Regions from separate parts of the Mus musculus genome. Here region 2 is linked to region 1. Evidence: chromatin loops called from intact Hi-C (ENCODE). Cell type or tissue: gastrocnemius. All regions are shown on one strand. Each heading gives the region's core, and the rest is flanking DNA. Links, peaks and the distances in the headings are about the cores only.

Region 1 (7,604 bases), core at 1,843-5,842:
CCCAGCTGGCTAACTGCTGGAACAGCGTGAGCCACCATATCCAGCTGCAATCAAGCTATCCTTCTATATCACTGGACCAGAGAAACTATTTTTATTCTTGAATATTAATCCTTTCCATGGTAAATTCTTTAATAATTGGCTTATATAAGTTGAAGGTATAATACTAAGAGGGTTCGGGTAAAGTACATGCAATAGCATTGCAAGGATAGGGCTGGAACTGTTGTATCTGTTACAGTTTTCCAGTCACTACTGACACCGTTTAGCATTACTTTATTTACTTATTGTATACATGTATACAGATGTGTGTGCCATAGCACACATAAGGTTAGAGGACAGCCTGCAGGATCGATCCTCTCCGACCATAAAGGTCTCAGGAATCAAACTCAAGATGTCAGGCTTGGCAGCAGCACTTTTATCTAAGCCATCGAGCCAGCCCAATACTTTTTTTTTTTTTGAGACTTACTATGTAGACCTAGTTGGCCTTGAACTCACAGAAAACTACAGGCTTCAATCTCCCAAGTGAGGAATTAAAGGCAGCAATGGTTGAAAGGGACAAGCAGGGAGGAGCTAGGAAGATGGGAAGGACCTGAGTTCAGACCCCAGAACCAACATACAAAACAAAAGCCCCAAACAAAAAAGCAAACAGATGAACCACTAGGTGTGGTGGTGAGGTGCTTTAAATCAGAGCACTCGGGAAGGGAGGAAACAGGCTGATCCCGACACCTCACTGAGCAGCCAGCCTAGACTGCCCGAAACAGCAGCTCAGGGTCAGTGAGGACCTTGTCTTGTCTATGGAAAGCAACAGGGAAATCCCTAACATCAACTCTTGCCTTACACACACATACACACACACACACACACACACACACACACACACACACACACACACTCTCTCTCTCTCCCCCTCTCTCTCACACACACACACACACACTCTCTCTCTCTTTCTCTCTCACACACACACTCATACTCTCTCTCTCTCTCTCTCTCTCTCTCTCTCTCTCTCTCTCTCTCTCTCTCACACACACACACACACACTCTTACACAAATGTTTTTTTGGAAAATTCCACAATGAAGCCCAATACTGTAAAAGCTAATTTTATACTTCTTCTAATAATGTGTTGGGTACAGTGCTTGCCAGCATATGCAATGGTCTCCAGCATACACACAAAACTGTCTAGTTAGTGATCGTGATGTTTAGGGTCTTTTGTTGGTGTTGCTTTGTTTTTGAGATAGAGTTTCACTATGTAGCCCTTGAAATCGATTGGTGGACCATGCTAGCCTTGAACTCACAGAAACATAACTATTTCTGCCTCTCAAGTTCATGTCTGACTCACTGGTTGTTATTGTTTTGGTTTTTCTGAGACAGGATGTCTCTATGTAGCCCTGAATGTCCTAGAACTATGTACACCAGCCTGCCCTTAATGCCAAACCTTGACTTCACAGTTTTGTCATCACTACACACTAGAATCATGAGAAGAATCTCAGTGAGGGACTGGCTATACTGGGTTGGCCGATGTATATGTCCTGGGAAACATTTTTACTTTATTTTTTTATTTCATTTTATGTATATGAGTATGTTTGCCTGCCTGTGTTACAAGATATTTGACTATTGTACATAGAAAACCCAATTGTTAGCAAAATATAAAAACTTCAATAGATACTGCATTTACATGTCAGACACAGTTAGTTACAAGTGTCCTGTAGCGGTGCAGTTTGAGTATTCATCTAAAAAACCTCTACAGACAAGAACACAAAAGAATGAAAAGTACCTGCCTATCTTAAAGCAAGTTGCTTGGGAGAGAGAGGTCTTGTGGTCTTGGCTCTATGATCTGAAGCAAAGTCAGCTAGATGGCCTAGAGCTACCCCACCAAGACAGGAAGTGGTTTGTCCCCTACTGTGGCTTGCCACACTAAGCTAGTGACATGGTTCAGCCTGCCAAGGGTGAAGTTTCTTTTATAAGCAATTGGACCTTTAATAGAGCTCTCTTGCCCGCCTGCCACCCCTTCCCCCCCCCCCTCTTTCTCCGCTTAGAAGAGCCTTTAGGAAAAGAGCTCCAGGTAAGAGATAAGAATTTCCTCTTTAGGTTTGTAGGAACAACAGAGAAACAGCTGCAGGCCACTGGTAAAATAATATTCTAGGAAAGAAAGCTAAGGAGTCCTCTTGGGTTTCAAAGAGCTCAAGAGAAAGGTAGACTAGACTAGTTAGGTACAATGACACAGATAGAAAGTGACTGCTAAAGAGCTAGTAATTTAGTTGTAGAATCAGGCTTGTAAATAGATAGTTTGTGTATAGTTCAGAAAACAAAGTTCCCTCACTGAGGTAGCAGGCTTTTAACTCCTGCTAGTTTATGCCTCCTGTCTCTTTACAGGTATAAATATTAGATAATTTAAATGGCTACATGTATGTCTGTGTATCACTTGTTTGCATTGAGCCCTTGGAGGCCAGAGGTGTCAGATGCCCCTAGAATTAGTTATAGATTGTTTTGAGCCTCATTGTGGACGCTGGTAATTGAACCCCAGACCTCTGGTTCCTAACTACTGAGTCATCTATCCAGCCCCTGACTGTTTTAATTAATTAAGTTAACTGACCCAGATCACTGTGGGTGTCACCATTTCCTAGACAGAGAGTGCTAAACTGTATAAGCTGAGAAAAACTGACTGACAGCAGTTAAGAGTTAGGGCTCTTCCAAGACCAGATTCAATTCTCAGCACTCACATGGCAGCTTACAACTGTCTGAAACTCCAGTTCCAGTGGATCTGGTACCCTTGCATAGACATACATGGAGGCAAGACATCAATGTACATAGAAATAAATATATGTTAAAAAAGGGAAAGAAAAACTGATCCGAACACAAGCAAGCAGGTGAGCATGTATATATCTATTTCTTTTCTATTCTTTTAAAAGATTTATTATATCTTATTATTATATTATAGCTATCTTCAGACACACCAGAAGAGGGTGTCAGATGTCATGTGGTTGTGAGCCACCATGTTGTTGCTGGGTTTTGAACTCAGGACCTTTGAAAGAGCAGTCAGTACTCTTAACCGCTGAGCCATCTCTCCAGCCCTTCTTTTCTGTTCTTGACTGTGGAAATGATGTAACTAGCTGTTTTAAGTTCCTGCCCTGACTTACCTGCAATGATAGATACACTATAACCTGGAATTGTAGCCTGAAATAAACCCTTTCCCACCTAAATACATTTTTAGAAGATTTACTTTTTAATCTGCATTAGCACCATATGTATACCTGGTGCCCACAGAAGTCAGAAGAAAGTCAGATTCTCTGGAACTGGAGTTATGGATGAGTGAACCACAACCTGAGTGCTGGGAACCAAATCCGAGTACACGACAAGAGCAGCAGTGCTCTAACACAGAGCCTCTCTCCAGCCCCTATGGAAACTGCTTTATGTCCAGATATTTTTATCACAATAGCAGGAAGGAAACTTGGACTGTGATACAGATTTTTCTTTAAACTTTGCATCTAAGGTAAGAACCCATCTATCTTACTTTAGTATTTCCTGTCTAGGAATTCTGCAAACTGCACTACCATGAGCAGCTGCTGTTGTGGCCTCCAATATGAGCTGAGAAGGGGTCAGTTTGTCTTGAATTGAAACTATTAACTATAGTTAAGAATTTTAGTTTCTTTAAAAACCCAGTTATGTTATGTTATGTGACTATGTTTTTGTTTTAATCCCAGGTATGAGGTATGGAACTGCTTCAGATTGTTCATAGCAGATAACTGATTTTGTCTCGTGCTCTGGCAAAGGCATGATTCTGCTAACTGAAGATAGTTCATATTTGAAATTCTGGGGACTTTTGAGAGGGTATAAAAATGCCAGAATCCAGAGGGCTGCTGCAGTTTGTCAAGTGGTCATGAGTAAAGAGATGGGAAGAAGTAATTGGATATTCTGACAATGAAGACTGACTGGACTTGCCCCCAAAGGAACTCGATGCCCCAATCAGCAGGAAGTAGTCTAAAGAGGTCTATACCCTGCCCCCATTTCCCCTCTAACCTTTTTTCTTAACTACCTAGTGTTGGGGTGGGGTGGGGTGGGGTGTGGAAGGGATTGAGGTGGAGAAGGGTGGTAGAAAGAGCCCAATAAAGTATGGATACAGTTACCTTCAGTGCTCACACAAAGCCCTCACTGCAAAGGTTATAGGTATCCTCAGAGTCCTGGAACTGCAAAAACCAGAACTACAACCAAACTACACTGTGTATCAACCTATAAACTTGACAGGTGTACTTCGGGCAATGCCCAATAGATGGCACTGTATCCTTTGTAATTGTAAAACATCTCACAAAGTCTCAAGAGTCAGGGACAACCAGGGGCTCAGTTTGGAAATCCATTTTAACTGGTAAAGCCCTTACCTTGACTCTAGGGGGCCTCTAACCATCAATTTTAATTATATATGTCTTTTCAAACCAAAACCTCAAAGGGAAAGCAAGAGCAAAGTACCTAAAGTATTACTTAAATTCTCTCATTCTGCTTAACATATACAGATATTAGACTATTAGACAATGTAGCCAGAAACTGAGTTACAGAAATTGAAAAACAAAACTACAGGACTATGTGAACACTCAGTGAGTAAAGACACCTTGCAACCAAGCCTGACAACCTCACTTCCATCTTCAGCATCCACACAGTAGAAGAGAACAAACTCCCACAAGCTCTCCTCTGACTTCCTCAGGCATGCTCTGACATGGGTCCAATTTAAAGGGGGGGGGGGATTCAAATAAACAACTGTATGCCATTGTTCTTTGCCATGTAACTTTATACATACACTACAACCTCTTCCAGTCAAGAATCCAGGAAAATGACAAGTACAATCTGGGTAGAAGTCTCTGCAGATGTTTAAAGGACACTGTTTCAGTGGTGACTAACTGAAAACCACCTCTCCAAACATAGACCAAGCAAGACACAGCTTTCTTTCTCTTTTTTTATTTTTTTGTTTTTTCTATCTAGGGTTTCTCTGTGTAGCCCTGGCTGTCTTGGAATTCACTCTGTAGACCGGGCTGGTCTTGAACTCAGAAATCCGCCTGCCTCTGCCTCCCAAGTGCTTTGATTAAAGGCGTGCACCACCACTGCTAGGCTTAGACACAGCTTTCTTTTTAAGTAGAACAATCTCAAAACAAATTGTGCTCTTCATACTATGCCTGTGAATACTTTACCAGTATATCCCAAAAGACTGATCTTTATATCAAGTATTTATAATCTTACTCCCCTTCCCCATCTTTTCCTCTAATCAGACAAGGTCTTGCTTTTTGCTCAGAGCTGGCCTCAAATTTGCAGTCCGCCCCTACCCCCCAACTTCCAAACCCTAGGGTTGCAGTCTGTACCACTAGGCTAGAATTCCCCTCCTCTTCTCTTCTCTTCTCTTCTCTTCTCTTCTCTTCTCTTCTCTTCTCTTCCCCTTCTCTTCCCCTTCTCTTCCCCTTCTCTTCCCCTTCTCTTCCCCTTCTCTTCCCCTCCCCTCCCCTCCCCTCCCCTCCCCCCCTCCCTCCCTCCCTCCCTCCCTCCCTCTCTCTCTCTCTCTCTCTCTCTCATTTTCTTCATTTACATTTCAAATGCTATCCCGAAAGTCCCCTATACCCCCCCTTTTCCCCAACCCACACACTCCCGCCTCCTGGCCCTGGCATTTCCCTGTACTAGGGCATATAATCTTCGCAAGACCAAGGACCTCTCCTCCCAGTGATAGCCAACTAGGCCATCTTCTGCTACATATGCAACTAGAGACACGAGCTCTGGGGGTACTGGTTAGTTCATATTGTTGTTCCTCCTATAGGGTTCCAGACTCCTTCAGCTTCTTGGGTACTTTCTCTAGCTCCTCCATTGGGGGTTCTGTGTTCCATCCAATAGATGACTGTGAGCATCCACTTCTGTATTTGCTAGGCACTGGCATAGCCTTTGAACTCCCTCTCTTAAGATACTCTAAATAACCAGGATACAGGATTTTTGATTTTGTGAAATAATGAATTTAAATGACATAATGTAAATGTAAGTCTTATTCTCCTGTATAACTGTCATCCCCAAGGCTTACTGCCTCAGCCTGCTAACTTAGGCCTAGTCCTGGAAGCTTCTAGCATTCATACAATCTAATCTAGATCTAGAATGTTTTCAGTCTCTGATTTCTGCTGAATAAGCGCACCCGTTCTTGTTCTTTCTGAACTCTAGCTGGCTGGCTCAAAGCTGTTCTGGTTCAAACTCCTCTCCAAGCTGACTGAATCTGGCTTCTGTCTTGGCCTCTTGACTGAATTGCCCTGCTTGGCCTTATACTGATTTTGGCAGTATGTTCTAGTCTTCTGGCTCCTTCTCATTCTCTGGCTTGTTCTGTCTTCCCCTATGTCTAGCTTGTTCTCTCTGCATCTTATCTCTCTCTAACTGTCCTGGTAAAGCCACCTTCTCCTTCTCCTCTGCTCCCTGGGGAGCTTCCTTTTCCTCTAACTGCTGAGCCATCTCTCCAGCCTCCTCGTCCTCTCTATTCTCATGAGAGCCAGTATATACTAGTCTGTCAAATCTTTCCCTGATCCATCTGATCCATCTTTGTCTGCCACTCAATTAGTCATCACTTTCAAACATGGTGCTTGCTTCCTTCTACAAACTAACTTTACCTTCATTGTCTGGGATTAAAGGGTCTGCCTGTATTCCAGCCAGAGGCATTAAATGTGTGTGCTAAGGGCTGAGCCTCACCACAATAGAAACAGATGGTTTCAGTAAATAGCACAATCTTGGGGTTTACAGTGTGATCAAATATCCTGCAACAACATAATTTTTCCAGCTGATTGAATTATGTTGTCTCTCTCAGGAAAAAGGCTTATTACTCAAAAACTGAAAAATGGGAATGCTAGATATTTAAAAGAACTTTTCCCCTCACTTTTTCAAAATGTAAAGAAAATTCAAGTTATTAGCAAAGTTTCTTTTTTTGATGTAGAAGGAATACAGAACTTCCTTCTGTAAGGCTGCTTAACCCAGTAATTGCTGACTGAGAGCATATTTTATACTTATTCCAAAATGTATCTGAAAGACAGTGAGGCCAAGATTTTCAAAACAGTCCTTGATTCGGACCTAAACTGGTATCTCAGAATGTGACCATTTCTTTCACTTAGCATGCAAATCGTCTAGCGTAAAAAGAGAGGCTTTAGAAGGAGTCAGAATAAATGACATTCTTGAGGAGGCCTAACCTTGCAGCACTCCAGTTTATCTTCAGGGCTGGGGTGAGAACTAGGTTAGGGTCAGCATGGGGAGAGGGAAACAGGATCCCTGGGGCCCCTGGGACAAGTAAGCCTAGCTTCTCAGGTGAGAGTCCTAACCCCACCCCCCACCCCCAAAAAAGACCCATGATGGACTGGGTCGGTGAGATGGCCAGTGCTTGAGAGTGCAGAATGCCTTCACAGAGCACTCAAGTTCAGTTTGCATATCCATGTCAGGTGGCTCATAACCAATGCCTCTGACCTCTGTGGGCACCTGTGCTCATGTGCACATGCCCACACATAGATACAGTTCAATCTTTCTTTTTTTTAAAGGCAAGGTGGTAGCAACTCCAGAAAGACAGCTAAGGTTGTCCTTCACACACACGCACATATACAAACAAGTCATATAACCACAT
Region 2 (7,604 bases), core at 1,819-5,818, 230 kb after region 1:
TTAATTTTAAAATGCCTTGGCTAGCTCAGCACACATTTCCCTTCTGCAATCTTGGTTTAATGCCCTCTACTTCTGTATTTTATCTGTGTTGCCCCGGCTCCTTCTGGGTTCCCCCCCTAGTCTTTTCTGCCCAAGACGCTTCTGGGCAGCCCTTCTGGGGGCCACATTCCCTCTCACCTCCATTTCGGATGATTTTCCTTCTGCAGCTCTAAATCTGCTCTGCTTCCTTCTGGATCTTGGTGATTCTTCCTTCCTTCCTCTTCCCAGTTCCTAGTCCACTCCAATCTCAACATCCTGCCTCAGTCTACCTGCCCAGCCATTGGCTGTTGGCTCTTTATTGATTGATCAAAAACCAATTGGGGACAAGGACCTTTAGTGTTTGGACACACGGATTCCTGATTTTGGGGGCCGGATTAATTCAAAGCTTTAGAACCAACCCCCAACAAAAGGGAAGTAGTCTAACAATAATGTTGTCCCTTTTCCAACGTCTGACTTTATTCAGGGATTTCTTTTCTTTCCTCTCATGTAGTTTTAAGGGGTTGAACAGGTGGAAGAAGAAGGGTGGAGAAGGTTGGAAGGAAGAAAAACCCACAAAGTAGCAAAACCTCACTACAGTGCATTAGAACAATAACCCTTCTATTATTGTTCATTCACAAATAAAATATGTTATGATAGGATTATGTTCTTCACAGGCACATTGGGATCTCATAGAAGGAGGACAGCTAGCCTGAATTCCTTTTCATGGCACTAAAAAGATTTTTTTTCATTGTGGATGGTGGTGTGTCGCAGTGCCTGTGTGGAGTTGAGTTTCTCTTTGCTGGAGTGGTTTCTTTCCTTCCACCGTACGGCTCCCTGGGGTCAAACTTGGGTCCCTAGACTTGACGACAAGGACTTTTACCTGTAGATCCATCTTTTTTTTTTTTTTTTTTTTTCCTTTTTGGTTTTTCGAGACAGGGTTTCTCTGTATAGCCCTGGCTGTCCTGGAACTCACTTTGTAGACCAGGTTGGCCTCAAACTCAGGAATCCGCCTGCCTCTGCCTCCCGAGTGCTGGGATTAATGGCATCTGTGGATCCATCTTACTGATCCTAAAGAGGAGGATTTTTGAGAGGAAGATAGAGGATGAAGAACAACAGTGAGGATGGTGAACTGCCCTGAGGTTAAGGACACAGCCTGTGACAGCTTTCCTCAGGGCTGTTGGACCCTGCAGATGGACTGTGTGAGGCTGTGTGTGAGCACTAGCTTCAGTGGGTAGAAGAGGCAGCTGGGCTTTGTTTTTCCTGGTGCTTCTTTTCTTTACAATTTTTTTTATTAGATATGTTCTTCATTTACATTTCAAAAGCTATCCCGAAAGTCCCCTATACCCTCCCCCTGCCCTGCTCCCCAACCCACCCACTCCCGCTTCTTGGCCCTGGTGTTCCCCTGTACCGAGGCATATAAAGTTTGCAAGGCCAAGGGGCCTCTCTTCCCAGTGATGGCTGACTAGGCCATCTTCTGCTACATATGCAGCTAGAGACTCGAGCTCCAGCAAGATTTTGCCGACAGGCCCTGATTTAGCTGTCTCTTGTGAGGCTATGCCAGTGCCTGGTGCTCCGTTTCTAAGCACACTTTCCTGTTATGCATAGATTGACTTGGGACAATTTTAAGACCAGTTTGCAAGCATAGCGGCCGTTTGGTAAAGGCGTTCCCAGTCCCTTTTCCATGACACATTTTAGGTAGTCTGGTTATTTAGGTACCAATTCGATGACCACCTATTTCCTGTGTTCTCTGTAAAAGCTACAAGGAGAGGAGACTGGAGCTGCCACCCCAAGCAGGGGTAGGGTGTTGGAAACTTTGGGAAGCTGTGGCATTCCAGACACATTTGTCATTTCTGACTGTGGTGGAGCCAGCTGCTCCTAAGGAAGAGCTGCCTGAACAAAACATGCACAGGCTGGGGATCACAGCCACTATGGTTTGGGACAGTGGGACTTTCTTTACCCACCTGCAGCAGGTGCCCTTTGGTCAGGTTCCTTCCTCTGTGAGCAGGGCAGGATGAGCTACTGGGACAGAGGAGTCTGGCTTTTTTGTTTGTTTTTGTTTTTCAAGACAGGGTTTCTCTGTATATCCCTGGCTGTCCTGGAACTCACTCTGTAGACCAGGGTGGCCTCAAACTCAGAAATCTGCCTGCCTCCGCCTCCCGAGTGCTGGGATTAAAGGCATGCACCACCATGCCCAGCGGAGTCTGGCTTTTTTTGTTTGTTTGTGTCTGTTGGTTTTTTTATGTTTGTTTTTTGCATCTCTGTGATCCTAATTGGAGATTTAGACCAAGGCTTTGTTAGCTCTGCTATGCACACATCAGCCTGCATGTGGTATTTATGTACTGAGATGAGAGCCCCTGTTCTAAGCTCCTGCCCAGGAAGCTGGCCCATTTTAGGCTAATAGGTATTATTGAGGGTGTTTCCTAACCTCTCCTGATGAGTAAGATTGTCCAGTCTGGTTTTTTTTGAACCTGGGGGTATGAAGGGCAAGATTGATAATTATAATAAATATTGCCTGTCATTAAGCTTGGGTTCCTGTCCTGCTGGCTGCCTGCTGTCAGGAGGGATTTGCAGTGAATTTGCTTGGCTAGGGCAGCTGTGTTATGTGGACAGGTCCCATCATAATATTTTCCGCATCAAGCTTTTTCTACCCTGATTCTGAGACTGGGAATAACCAGACAACCTGGCTGCTTTCTGTCATCCAGGCCTTCCAGAGCTTATCTGGATTCTCTCTTACCAAGTGATGAGGTGTCTGGGGTGGGTGGGAAGCAGAGAAGTGGACGGCGACATACCCTGGAGGGAGCATGGGCCTGCCATTGCCTAGCTTTATTTGTGATGGGGAGAAATGGACTGAACGAGCACCAGTTCCACCAAGACCTGTATGCAAGGAACTTTGTGGCTCTTTGAAGGTGTGGAAGAAACCAAGACCTGTCTGCCATGAACTTGCACTGAGCTCACGAGTGCACTGAATCTGAGAAGAACTTTCCCAGGGCTAGGAGGGTGCTTAGGTGGGATATCTGTGGACCTGAAGGATAAGCAGGCATTGGTGAGATGAGAGCAGAGGAAACAAGGCAAGGTCTTTCTTTACTCTCATTCTAACAACTGGGAACCCTTCTGTTCGTTCCAGTGTGGTTTCTAGGCTGCTTAAGGACAGACACTGCCTGCTGCAGCACCTTGTGCAGGCACTGGGTTGGCCTTGGCATGGAGGTGGCCATACCAAGGGAAGTGGAAAGATAGGAGTGTGTCTCTTAGGTTATTTGCTTCTGACCAGCAAGGAAGCCACAGCATTGGGTTAAGCTTGTCAGCCCTGGAAGGGTCGTGGAGGTGTTCTAAGATATCAACCAGGGGGTCTTGATGACCCGTGTGCCAGTTGACTTTGGAGATGAACTTAGTCTGTGAGGGGCCAGTTAGTCTCCATAGCAGTCCTGATGGGCCCCTCCAGGTTCCCCTTGAAGGTTTATTGATGTTTGCCTTTTCCCTTTCACCATTGAACACACCCTTCTATGTTGTAGGTCACACTCAGCCGTTATCAGCGAGAAGCAGAACAGAGTAATGTGGCCCTTCAGAGAGAGGAGGACAGAGTGGAGCAGAAAGCGGCAGAAATCGAGGAGCTACAGAGGCGCTTGCTGGGGATGGAGGCGGTAATGGTGATGTTCTACCTTCAGAGTCTAGCCCTGGGGCAGGAAGGGACCCAAGGCGTCTTTCCCTAATATCCCCAAAAGCATCCCTTTCTAGCAGCCTCGCACATCCATTCTGATACCGTGCAGCGTTTTAGGAATGGAGGGTCTGTCATCCAGCCTTAGCCTCCTTCTGCTGCAGGTGAGACTATTCCCGCCTTAGACGTGTTCTTACATAGATGCCCCTTTGGGTTTCTGAAGACTTCCGAGTCGCCAGTCATTCCACGTGTTTCATCCAGGATTGGCCAGAGGTGGCAGGTGGGCTTGCACAATGCAGGGCCAAGTTCTCCCTCGGGCAGCTGGGTGAGGCTGGGAAATTTCTGTATGCTGAGAGTGGGAAGGGCTATTCCCTGACAGGGGAGGCCGCCCATCAAACCAGCCTGGCCTGCTGTTCTTTGGCAACCGTCCCAGGCCCAGTAGCAGCCAAACCCCTGTTCAGGTACCCATTTCACCCCAAGGTGTTGATGTCTGTTCTTGCTACAGACCTTTTCTTTTGTCCCACCCAGGAGCATCAGGCCTTACTGGTGAAAGTCAGGGAAGGAGAGATGGCCCTAGAAGAGCTTCGGATCAAGAACGCTGACTGTCAAACAGAAAGAGAAAAGTAAGGGCCCTTGTTCACTGTAGAGCTGAGTGTAGGGAAGAGAGGGCGGGCTGTGAGCTCCCTGGAAGGAAGCTGCTGATGATGTCAGATCTTCCACTTCTAACTCAGTGTGCTTGTGGAGGGTGGAGCCCCACCCAGCCAGAGACTCTTCAGAGGGCTGCCTTCTTCAGGGAGTTCATTTAACAAGGGGGCTGTTAGCATTCTGTCTAAACTTCACCCCACAGTTACCTGGCAACAACCAGGTAGGCCTGGCCCACTATAAAGGGGGCTGCTTGCCCCCTCCTCCCTCTCTTGCCTTTTGCTTGTTCTTGCTTCCCTCCTGCCCTCTTGGGCTCTTTCCTTCCCCCTCTCTCCACATGGCCATGGCCTGCCACTACTTCTCTTCTGCCTTTCTCTGCCTCTACTAGCCTCTTAACTCCCCTCCCTATGCCCTGAATAAACTCTGTTCTATGTGGCTGGTCCCTCAGGGGGAAGGGATGCCTTGGCATGGGCCTGCTGAGACATCCCCTTCCCCGACACCTCACCACACTCCCATAGAAGACACTCCCTATCTCTTTATCTTTTAATGAACACATCATGGGCAAAGACCTAAAGAAAAGGATTTATTAGGTCAGGTAGAGTCAAGGGAGCATGGGCTGTCACGGCTCTCAGTGAAGGAGGTTTTGCTGGACGTGTCACTCCGTTTCTTACTCCTAAAGCAGCAACACTAGAAGTTCTTGAAGTCATTTAATCTCTCCAGTCTTTTGGAGACAGAGTCTAGAGCTCTATGAGGACTTTCTCTTGCTCCAAGCAGTTCAGATAGAAACCAAGAACTACCTGCTGAGCATATTGACCTACTAAGTTAGAGGGTTTGGCAAATCTCCTCTGAGGAGAGGGGATCAGAGGCTCCAGATCAGTGGGTTCCTCAGAGCAGAGACTGCCTCCTGAAAGTTCAGGACCAAACAAGACGTTTACAGGGCATGGTGGCACATGCCTATAATCCCAGCCCTTAGAAGGCTGAGGCAGGAGGATTGCTATGAGTTCAGGGCCAGCTTGTACTACAGAGTGAAACTGATTACCATCTTTCTGGATGCAGTAGTGGTAGTCTGTACCTATTATTCCAGGGTCTCAGGGGACAGAGGAAGGACCATAAGACCCAGTCCAGCCTGTGCAACTTAACACAGTTTGGCTCAAAAGTAAAGAACAACAGTTTAATCTCAGTAAGCCATTGTGGGTCTGATCATCATTGTACCAGCGATCTTTTTCACAGTCAGTAGACATCCCCTGAAGGGCCAGGATCAACAAACCAGTCTGCCACTGCTCCTCTGTCTCCAGAGAATGTTTCCTCTTCTTTAGGACAACCCAGGTTTGACCTTCCCGGCATGGAAAGTGCAGCATCTTTTTATTCTAGCCTCCTTTCTAGTTTGACGTCATATCTGAGTAACTTTAAATGAACAGTTGGAGCTGGAAGTGGTGGCTCACGCCTTTAATCCCAGCACCCAGGAGATAGATGCAGGTGAATGATCTCTATGAATTTTAGGCCAACCTGGTCTACAGGCAAGATCTAGGCCATTCAGGGCTACAGAGTGAGACCCTGCCCCAAAGGAAAAAAACAAACAAACCGAAAACCAGGAAATTGTAAATTATCTCTTTACTGAATATCTGAAGTCTTATTTTGTTGCCATTGGTCCCCCAGAGTATCCTAAACACTGAAGCGTAAGGGAGAATGCACACTCGAAGGACATGTGCAAATGCTAGTGAGGGACGGCAGCACTCGGGGGCTCTAATCGAATGATGCTTGGTGCTGAGGGATGGCTGCATTCAGACCTCTTCCTCTGTGTGGGAGGGACTGAGGGCAGAGCCAAGAAGAAGAGCAAGAGAAACAAAAGATGAGATGATCCCAAACGAATGCTCTGGAATAGCATTTGACCACCACTCACCTCGTGTGGAGAACTGAGGGCGGGATTTAGAGTGTTCAGGAAGGATGTTGGGGCATCGGTGCATTGTGACCACCTCACCCTCAGTACTACCCATGTTTGGTTTTGTTTTGAGACAGGGTTTCTCTGTGTAGCTCTGGCTGTCCTGGAACTTGCTCTGTAGACCAGGCTGGCCTCAAACTCACAGATCTGTCTGCCTCTGCCTCCCGAGTGCTGGAATTATTGGTGTGCAACACTATTGCCTGGGTACCACTCATTTGCTAACAGCGTGCACTTGTTGATATCTTTAGGCAGAACTGAGAATAAGCAGTGCCCGTGGCTTTTCAGGAATCTCTGGACATTCTCAAGGGTGACTAGGGAAATTACTCTCTGCTCACAGCATCATGACATCAAGCAACCTTCTGTTTCTCTCCAGACACTGACTGTGGGTCTCGCAGTCTAATTCAAGTCTGATATTGTCCAGACTTACTGTGGACCCCTCATGTCAAGGGTTCAATTCTACCCCCACTTTAGCTGACAATCAAAATTAGTGTGCTCAAGGATAACCATACCCCTTTCTCATTTGTGAGTGTGTGTGGGTGTGTGGTTCTACCCAGTTGCTTCCTTAGGTTCAAGAGTTTGTTGCAGTGGCTCATGGAACTGATGAAACAATATTATAGGTTCTTAAAGGATCAGGTGAACAGTAGGTGAAGTGGTGTGTAGGGTGAAGTCCAGAGGGGACGGCGCTGCTGTCTCCAAACAGTGGGTGTATGCTGTTGATGTGTGTATGCACTTCTCGACCTGACAGGTCTTTGAACCTTTTGTTCAGGATTTGGAGAATGTTTCAATGTGCAGGCACAGTTGGTTTCTCCCCCAGAGGTTGAGAGGGGTTGAAGGATATAAGGTTTTAACTAGCTTCTGTCCTGCAGCTGTCTGCACACCCTAGCCAGCACTCACTTCCTCCGTGTACTTTAAGGCCTCCTTAGTCCTTCTGAAGATTCTAAACCCAAGACCAAATACTATATAGTAAAACATGTCTCCATCACCCCTGAGCTTGGAAGTCTATAAGGGGTTGAGGAATTCTCTGTTAAGAATTAAGGACAGGAAAAAAAAAAAAAGCCAGGTGTGGTGGTGCACGCCTTTAATCCCAGCACTCAGGAGGCAGAGGCAGGCAGATTTCTGAGTTCGAGGCCAGCCTGGTCTACAAAGTGAGTTCCAGGTCAGCCAGGGATATACAGAGAAACCCTGTCTCGAAAAACCAAAAAAAAAAAAAAAAAAAAAAAAAGAATTAAGGACAGAAGGGCTGAAGAGATGGTTCAAAAGTTAAGAGCATTGGCTACACTTCTAGAAGACCTAAGTTCAATTCCCAGCAATCATGTGGCAGCTCACAATTGTCTGTAACTCTAGTTCCAGGGG

What was found. A loop is a pair of places that touch in the nucleus more often than their neighbours do. Peaks named below come from ENCODE experiments on the same cell type or tissue, not always from the same donor. Only the 100,000 strongest peaks of a DNase experiment are listed, where the experiment ranks them.
Region 2: a loop joins it to region 1, with 2.6 times the contacts of the local background. A loop is called at or near these places in 12 of 42 quality-filtered maps.

Annotation. Positions count from the first base shown.
Region 1 is chr3:94,846,193-94,853,796 of GRCm38, reverse strand. All of the region lies in intron 1 of Pogz (pogo transposable element with ZNF domain), which reads right to left. Among named protein-coding and RNA genes, the nearest start is that of Pogz, 13 kb to the right of the region's middle. In gastrocnemius, for the core only: a CTCF peak has its summit at 4,256 (motif pointing right); a DNase peak (open chromatin) is centred at 4,259; H3K27ac peaks cover 220 bases.
Region 2 is chr3:94,618,740-94,626,343 of GRCm38, reverse strand. Tuft1 (tuftelin 1) reads left to right here. Exons shown (of 13, transcript NM_011656.3): 8 at 3,528-3,656; 9 at 4,199-4,293. Among named protein-coding and RNA genes, the nearest start is that of Tuft1, 36 kb to the left of the region's middle. In gastrocnemius, for the core only: no CTCF peak of the experiment used is centred there; a DNase peak (open chromatin) is centred at 4,075; H3K27ac peaks cover 665 bases.